Linked DNA regions of Mus musculus: region 1 is linked to region 2. A link is a contact called in ENCODE Hi-C or POLR2A ChIA-PET data. All regions are on one chromosome and are shown on one strand. Each heading gives the region's core, a stretch centred on a gene start or an enhancer-like site at or near the end of the contact. The rest is flanking DNA. Distances are from core to core; before and after follow the strand shown. Region 1 holds the start of Pdgfc (platelet-derived growth factor, C polypeptide). Region 2 holds the start of Gria2 (glutamate receptor, ionotropic, AMPA2 (alpha 2)).

Region 1 (4,483 bases), core at 615-3,114, 230 kb before region 2:
TTTCTAAACATTTCAGGTACACTTGAAAGCTGAAAGTAATTCTCATTTCCTATGCAGGATTAGATCGCTTCCAACACACACAAAATAGTCATTCATGAACATACAAAAAAATACACCACCAAAAGGTGAGGGTTTCGGGGCACAAAGGCACGTTTTAAAAAAAAAAAAAAAGTTCAAGAGAAAAACCATAACCAATTCCTTTGAAAATGTCCAAGTGGCCTCTTGACCTCTGTATTTCTCACCTAATTCTTTATTGGTGCCTGCCTTCCCATAATACAGTGTTTCGATTAAGGAATTTAATACCTTTCCTGAATTCTCCATTCTTAACACCCCCCCCCATACCTGCTTAAAGTCAAACTTGCCACGACTCATTCATTTTGGGATTTCTTCTTAAAGGCAGTTCTTTTACTTGTAACTCTGGCCATATGCCACCTAGCAATGTGGTCACAGTTGACTTTTCCAATCCTTTCCATAGCCCATGCGTCCTCTCCACTCTGAGGTTGCGGGGCACTTCCCGCTCCCTCTACTCAGTGAGCTTCGGAAGTTGCAAACTGCCGAAATCTGCCCCCACCCCAGAAAGTGCACGCGGACTCAGGAAACTCCCATCTGCAGCGCCAGAGACCCGACCATCAGCTCCACGACTGGAGGACCCCACATGCCACCGCACAATGCCAACCCGAACGCACAGCGAGACGCGGGAAGGGGGAGGAGGGGGCGATACTCACCGTTCTGTTCCTTGTCGCTGGAGAGCTGCAACTTGCTGCTCAGGTTGGACTCAGCCCGAGTCCCCGTTCTTTGGCCGGCCAGGGCAGATGTCAGCAGGAGGAGGCCGAGGAGGAGCATTTGGCTGACTGGGGCGAGGGCTCACTCGCGGCGGGCACTGGGGAAGCGACGACTCCAAGGCTCAGCCCAGCCGGGGAAAGGCTGCGCTGCGGTGGAAGCGCCTGGCCGGCTCTGGCAGCAGAGAATCGCAGGGTAGTTTCCACATAATCCCATCCAAAAGTTTTTCCTAGAGCCCTCTTCTGTGTCTCCAGTTTTTGAAAAGGATCAAAGCAAAACCTGGACCTGAACCAGTTTCCCAAGGTTTAAACAAATCCTGAGCTGTGCCGAAGTGCGGGGGGTGGGGGTAGGCGAGGGAGGAAAGAAGGGGTGGGGACGCGGGGGAGCGGCGATGAGTCGTGGCGACTCGCAGGGAGCACCTGTCAGTTTGGGGGACAGGACACAGGCGAGGACTCGGGGTCCCGCCAAGCCAGACTGGAAGCCAGGTCGGCAGCGAGGCGAGCACCTTGGGATCAATGACAAAGCTGCTGATCGGGGCGGCAGGCGGCGCCCCACCCCCACCTGGGGGGAGGGGACCGTGCCCTGCGAGTGCCGCGCGGGTCCCGGGCGGGCAGAGAGGCCGCGGGGACGACTCGGGACTGGCCCGGATCCACCGCGGAGCCTCCTCCTTGCTGCAGTCGGTGGCCACCGAAGTTCCCTCGGGTACCGGCGAAGTGCTGCGGGAAGCCGGGAGAGCTTGGGCGGCTCGGAGTCGCGAGCGCTCGGATGCCTGCCCTAAGGCAGGGCAGGACGCAGGGCTGAGGAGAGGTGGCGGCTAAGCACGGGCGGCTAAGGGAAGGCCTGGCTGGCCTGGAGGATCGCTCTTGTCCCCTCCCCGTCTCCACTTTCCCCCAGCGGGCGGCGCGCGGGGCGCGGGGCTGGCGGCCGGGCGGGCGCGGGGGGCGCGGGGGGCGCGGGCGGCCAGCTGGCGGGCCAACAGGTGCTGGCGCAGACAGGGGGCACTGCGGGCCCCGCGGCAGACGGAGCCCACACTGCGGCGAGGAATGCCGCCAGGCGGCCCCCAGCTTCCTTTCCCCTGGGCGCCCCTAACCCCAAATAAGGAGTCTGCGGGCTGTTCAAGGGTGCTGCAAACTCAGAGAAAGAGAGAGGGAAAAAAAAGTAGGAGAGGACAGCCACTCCTTCTCTTCTGGCTCTCCCTGGCTGTAACTTGTCTTTCATTCCTAAGGGGATCCCCACTCCCAAAGCGCTTTGTCAGGACTCGTGGCCAGAGTTCTGCACTGAAGGAGGGAAGTTGAACTCAAGATGCTTCCAGAATGGCTCTGTCTGAAGGAGAATGAATAAATCAAAAGTAAAGATAAAGTCAGAGTTGTAACATGAATTGAAGCCATGCACCACTGTATCCACATGAACCCTGTTTGGAGAGGAACTGGGGTTGGAGGGTACCACTGAGCAGAAGAAAGAGTCCCTGTCCTTTGCAGCTGGGTGCTGCATGATAATGAAATCTAGCTCCTAGAGTGTCTGGGGACATAGTGTGGCAATTTACACATAGGCTGTCCTGGAGCCCCTAATGTTTGAACTGGTTGCCTTTATGCACGAAGTGCTTCGTGCTGAGACTAAAGTTCCTATGGGGTTATCTAGAATGAGAAAAACATGTTAGTAGGGCCTAGGGTGGTTCCATGTGCAATACATGTGTCTCTGATAGGATTCCAATATGCTTTCCTTATCAGAAAATCCTCGTGAAAGCGTTGAAGGCACAGTAGGGTTTGAAATCTAAACAAAAGATGCATCTTTGGATGGAGGGGTAATAAAAAAAGAAAATGAAAATAAGGAAAATAAAAATAACATTAGAGCAAGCAAATGCCTTGGTGTGCAGTCAGACAGATGTATCACCAAGTACTTAGTTGAATCAGTCAGGGCATGCAATCCAACCATAGAACCAAGGTAAACATAATCCTGAAACCGGGCATGACCTGGAGACAGAAATAAAAGATGGGACCAGTCCAAACGATAAAATGTTAATCTTTTCCTTTGTTCTTGGACACCACTGGGGCCTACCAAACAACCCTGTTCTAGCCAGGTCTCTGTCCTCTTCTCTCTTCCTTCAAATGAGTACTTGACAGGTTGTTCATTATAACTCCTGCTTGGCATCCAGGAAGTCCCCGGGACCAAATAAAGAAAGATGCTGTTCTCCTGTGAAATCCTTACAAACCTGTTCCATTCATTCATTCTTATCTGTGGGATTTCCACCTTTACAGTGTTGGATAGAAAGTCTCTTGCTTAGACTTTAAGTGTATGGATGTTAATGGTACAAGCCTTGTTACTTTATTCAAGTTAGCAGTGCATCATCTTCAGTGCCATTCCATTGTGACATACGTGTATTCCAAAAGTGTTCTGTACATTCCTGAATATGCAAAGGAGAGTTCCCAATTTTAATCAAAATGAGACACCAAAAGGCATGCTTTCTCGGTAGATCTGTTTGCAATCCAATCCATTAAGGTCCAGTTTTTGTCATTTACTTAGTTTTCTGATCAAGGTTTTGTAAATGTGCTTTTTTTGCATCTCCACACAGTTGGAGTTCTTGACCACCCACATAGGATACGTGTGCACTCCTACTTAATCCATTTGCACTCCAAAGACTGCAAGGAGTGATGACTAAGCTTTACTTTGTATCGCTTCAGATTGGCTAGAACAGTGCCTGGCACATCGGGATCATAAATAAACACATTGGACTGACTGACAGGTTTCTTTATTGGACTCACATTCTCCCTGGAATTTCAGAGAAGGTTGTATTTGAAAAGTTACAGATGATCTACAATACCACGCCACCTCTGTGTTTCACCTCATCCATATTCTACAGAATGATTTGACAATTGCCTTATAAATAAAGCCAGCCAGGTGCTCCTGAGTGACCCCAAGACAAAATCACAGCCACATTGGCTGTTTCTTTTCAGTGCGCTCACATGGTTGTTGTTTGAACTGTTCTTGCCCTTGGCAAAGTTCTCTTTAACACTTTGTCCTCTGCTGGCATTTTGTTCTCTCTTGCTTTTAAACTCTCCCCAGGAAAGTAAAAAACCCTTGTGTTGAGAGTCAGTTTTACAAAATCCAGAGTCCTGTAATTACCAAACAATCCATTTTGAATGAATTTGGCTTTGTTTTAGCCCAGGGCATTTTCCTTGAGGAACAGCATCCATGCAGCCAACCAAGAAAAAAATAATTTCAAACATTCTTTGTGGTTTTCTTCTCTCTCTCTCTCTCTCTCTCTCTCTCTCTCTCTCTCTCTCTCTCTCTCTCTCTCTCTCTCTTTCTCCCTCTCTCTCTCTTTCTTTCTTTTTTTTCTTTAACTGTAGGAAGCTGTGGGCATAGTGACCCTGCTCCCTGCTCGATGCATTGGCAGAGATAGCAAAGTGAAACTATACAGAAATTATGGAAGGATGCACTTGATTTGGGATGGCCATGTAGGTGAGAAGAGAATAAGTAGATAGATAGATAGATAGATAGATAGATAGATAGATAGATAGATAGATAGATAGATAGATTTGAAACTGAGATACACTTCCTAACAAGATATTCCACCAGTTAATTCTAAAATTATGGGAAGGGAAGAAGGACAGGGATTGTAGAAATGTGTTTTTCAACCAGAAAAACAAATAATACTGACTGTATTGTCCTTTTGCAGTAATACACAGAGAGATACACACACAAA
Region 2 (4,272 bases), core at 817-3,316:
AGACATTTTCCTTGCTGTATCTGTTGACCTGGTTCTATTAGAAGTTCATAAACTTCAAACCACTCTTGTGCTGGGTGTCAGAAGTAGAGGTGAAAATGTGTGTAATTTGTTTGATTATTCTTTATGTAACAAGTTGGGGTATTTATAATTCTTGTTTTACCTATAATTGTATTCTTATTGATTTTCTACAAGGCTTTGTATGTTCCTATTTAGAGGACCTGTTTAAATGAATGTGAAATTTTTGATTCACAGGTGAGATGAATTATTGGTTATAAAAAGAAGGTATTTTCACCCAGAATATGTCAGCTTATAACTTTAGTATATTATACATATGTTATGCATTCTTGCCTTAGGAACAAACACCCCCCTCCCACACACACACGCACACACACACACACACACACACACACACACACACACACACAAACACAGACAGAGGGGGAAACAGGGGAGGAGAAAGAGAGTGAGTAACAGAGGGGGTGGAGAATGACTTAAAATCACAAGCTTACAATATTTGGAAGTCACGGGTATTACTTTGCTTTTTTGCTTTTCTTCATTCCTTCTCATTTTCATGAGAAACATGTATTTTAAAATTTGTTTTAATAAATAGGGACTTTTAGACCCAGTGACTAAGGCAAAGTATGATTTATGATGGTTAAAAACCATGTGTGATATTAAAGTCACATTTTCTCCATAAGGTTTAACTATGGTGTGCTTTCATGCACTTTGGGCCATCAGCCAGTTTTCCCTTTGATGCTGTCAGCTTCAATCTCCTGGCTCCTGGCAACAGATCTCTGAAATGAGACCTCTTTCATTTCTCTGTTTAAAACAAAACACATACAATTTGGTAAAGAATTTCTGAGGCTGCAGAGAGACTTGCCACGCAGGTATATAGAGATGGCTTGGCATGAAGTGGAGTTTTGAACATAGATTTCACAGGCATATACAATCATCGCTATGCTTTACCAAGCCCCTTCTCACAAACTTTAATTTTTAATGTATTCGTTACAATCCAGATACCCAAGCAGGCTCGGTGTAATGAGGTAACCTACTTCCTTGAGGCAGTGATTATTTTTGAAACTTAAGGCCATAATGTAATGGGGTATCTGGTTTGTAACTAAGAGTGATACATCCATTCTAGACTACTACCCCCCCCCCCCCCCCCGCAGAAACCTACGGTTCTTTCAATCTCTATACAAAACGGACATCTAAGAGCCAAGTCTACATGACTCTACAGCAGGGGGGAGTCTGCACTGTAGTACAAGAGCAATCCACAGGCAATGTGGCTTGAACAATCGAACCACTATCCAAAGGGGCATACTCTAAAGATGGATTCCTACACGAAGTCTTTCAAAGGTTTGATCGAGTTACCCGGGTCTTGGCATCCTTTTATAGTTAAGGATAGAATTTTGGGTTTCCCTGAGATTATGCTTGCATTATAGGAAGCTAAAGTTCACGATTTTGGGAGTTGTCCCTTCAGGGAGTATTTTGTTTGCTTTTTATCTGGGTCAGCTGAGGCAGAAGGCAGTGTGTGGATACTGCTAAGTGGATTTTGAGACAATCAAATCATATTCGTTGTGCTCAATGTAAAACAGGGCCCTACGGAAGAAAGCTTCGCCGCCAACAGCAATTAGCAGTTCGGCTTCCTAGGCATAGCAACCGGAAATCAGTTTTGCAGCATTTGGATCTGGCTGGAACATCTCTGCAGCTACAGTAAACCCTGCAACCTCAGCCCATAGCAGGGACCAAAGCGCTGTCCGCGGTGCTAAAATCGAATGCGCAAGACTGGAGGTCTCTAAGAGGCACCAGGCTGCCCGGCTCTGAGCCGCGCTTTCTCGGCACCGCGCAGAAGCTGCCAGGGCTGTGCGGGGTGCGGGGCGCTGTGCGGGGGAGGGGTGGGTGCGCGAGCTCGCCGCCTGCCTCGAGTCGCGCACGCGCGCCCGGGACTGCCTGCCCCTCTCTGTGACTTTCCTGTGTGTGTGCGTGTGTGTGTGTGTATGTGTGTGTATGTGTGTGCGCGCGCGTGTGAGAGAGGAGAGAGGGAGAAGAGAGCTCGAGAGAGGGTGATTGTGTGAGTGCACGGGAGGGTGCTGATATTCCCAGACACCGGGACCACAGCAGCAGCTCAGCTAAAAACTGCATTCAGCCAGTCCTCGGACTTCAGGAGCAGGGACAGGACGCAGGCATCAACAGCCACCAGCTAAACCTGGGAGATAAGGATTCTTCTGCCTTCACTTCGTGGTTTTAGCAGCTCCTTGCTAAATTTCGACCTCAAAATGCAGAGGATCTAATTTGCTGAGGAAAACGGTCAAAGAAGGAAAAGGAGGAAAGGGAAACGAGGGGATATTTTGTGGATGCTCTACTTTTCTTGGAAATGCAAAAGATTATGCATATTTCTGTCCTCCTTTCTCCTGTTTTATGGGGACTGATTTTTGGTGTCTCTTCTAACAGCATACAGATAGGTAGGTACCTTTTGTGTTATGCCTTTGAATTGTGCATAATTTGGTGGTAATCTTTGTTCACAGTGTGCAAATTAATTCATGTCATGTAGACTTATGTCATACCTTGACTGCATTCCAGATTGAAACTACCTAGAATATACATGATTTTCTTAGGCTGAAGCAAAAAGAAATGACTATGCCTTTTGACACAATAGAGGGGAAAGGATCTGTTCATTTCTGACCGGGTACTGCGTTACTTCTGCCTTGAAGGCATCTCCTAGTGTGCTCAGATTTTCAGGGAAATGATCGCAAAGCTCAAGATTAAAAGGGAGAATCTTTTTGGTCTTTAGACTCTCCCCCTTGCCTTGGATCCGTTGAGCACCTTTTGGATCCTTGCTGCCCAACTCACTGATTACGTTTATTATAGCGGGTAGTGTGAATAAGAGACTCTGGGGCTGTTGGGTGCTAGCATCCCACTCTTATCTCTCCAGGGCTCTGACATCGTTCTCTTGCTTGCTGTTTATTTTTGCAGGGGGGCTATTTCCAAGGGGCGCTGATCAAGAATACAGTGCATTTCGGGTAGGGATGGTTCAGTTTTCCACTTCGGAGTTCAGACTGACACCCCATATCGACAATTTGGAGGTAGCCAACAGTTTCGCAGTCACCAATGCTTGTAAGTAATGAATATTCATATCTTTCCAGTGCTGCACAGGGACACAGGGAAAGCAAGCCTGTGAATGCCAGTGAAGGATGGTGTGCCTGTGTGTGTGTGTGTGTGTGTGTGTGTGTGTGTGTGTGTGTGTGTGTGTGTGTGTTGCTGGCTTGTCATGTGTGGGTGGGAGTGACTGAACACGCGCGTGCGTGTGAAGGTACAGCGAGAAGGTGGCTGTAATCTTTGGGACCCCCACTGACCGGCGGGCAGTGAAGTGGGGACAAAAGGCACTGAACAGTATGCGCAGTATGTGCACCCTAGAATCTGGGGTAGGGGTTGGACTTGGACTGTTCTTTCGAATTCAGGGGGTTCTTGCTTGATTCTGGCGCCTCTAAAGAGGATCTCCCAACCCCCTCCCTCTTGCGCGCCTATTGGCACTCTACCAAAAGAGAACACGCTGTTCCCCAGGGCGCGCTGTGGGACTGTTGGATAGATCTCATGCCTTAGTCCGGTAGCCTGGCAGGGCAGCTTCGACCTACAGTCCCCGCAAGCCCCACGTCGTCCTATTGCACGGGACAAGTTATTGCAATGGTTGAGGAGTTGGGCCCGGGGCTGTTACATAATGCCCACCCGAGGGGCGCGGGCACGAGACTGACGCAGGCCCTGACTGGCTTGTGTGAGCGGGCATGGAAGGGATGCTAAGAGAATGGAGACCCCGAAGGGCTGAGAATGCGGGCAGCGGGGGATGAGGCTGTTGATGGGGATGCCTACCAGATACAAACCTCAACCTGATCGCCGGCAGAGCAGGGATGAGGAAGGCGGGGAACAGAAGCTAGGTGCATTCTCAGTTCCCTGAAGCTACGCCCAAGTAGAGGCGAGGGTGGCCTGAGTGCTCACCAGCCGCGCGTGCTTTGTTCCAGGGTCGCAGGCTCAGGCAAAGGCGACTGGAGACTGAGGATGACTCGGAAGCGATTGCATCCGGCTGAGTTTTAAAATTTGAAGAAGTCGCAGACCAGCCATTTTAGCTTTTGTAGTTTTCAGTATCAGCCCCTGGCCTCTGCATAGGGATCTGGAACTCCTGAGGACGCTCTGGCAAGGCTTTAGGCAGAATGACTGGTGTCCAGTTGCTGGGCAAGTGCGAGGTCGCCCGAGGCCGAGGACTAGGTCCCCGTGCAGAGG

Evidence for each region. A loop is a pair of places that touch in the nucleus more often than their neighbours do. ChIA-PET counts read pairs that join two places held with the same protein, here RNA polymerase II (POLR2A).
Region 1: a map of left cerebral cortex shows a loop between it and region 2 (4-fold over the local background). The contact joins the promoter of Pdgfc here to the promoter of Gria2 in region 2. A Hi-C loop is called at or near these places in 3 of 37 maps with a recorded cell type or tissue (all left cerebral cortex). POLR2A ChIA-PET finds 5 or more read pairs at or near these places in 1 of 5 experiments (embryonic stem cell).

Annotation. Positions count from the first base shown.
Region 1 is chr3:81,033,797-81,038,279 of GRCm38, reverse strand. Pdgfc (platelet-derived growth factor, C polypeptide) reads right to left here and starts at 1,864. Exons shown (of 6, transcript NM_019971.3): 1 at 726-1,864. The coding sequence starts at 843.
Region 2 is chr3:80,800,487-80,804,758 of GRCm38, reverse strand. It overlaps Gria2 (glutamate receptor, ionotropic, AMPA2 (alpha 2)), which reads left to right and starts at 2,066. Exons shown (of 16, transcript NM_013540.4): 1 at 2,066-2,462; 2 at 2,974-3,114. The coding sequence starts at 2,375.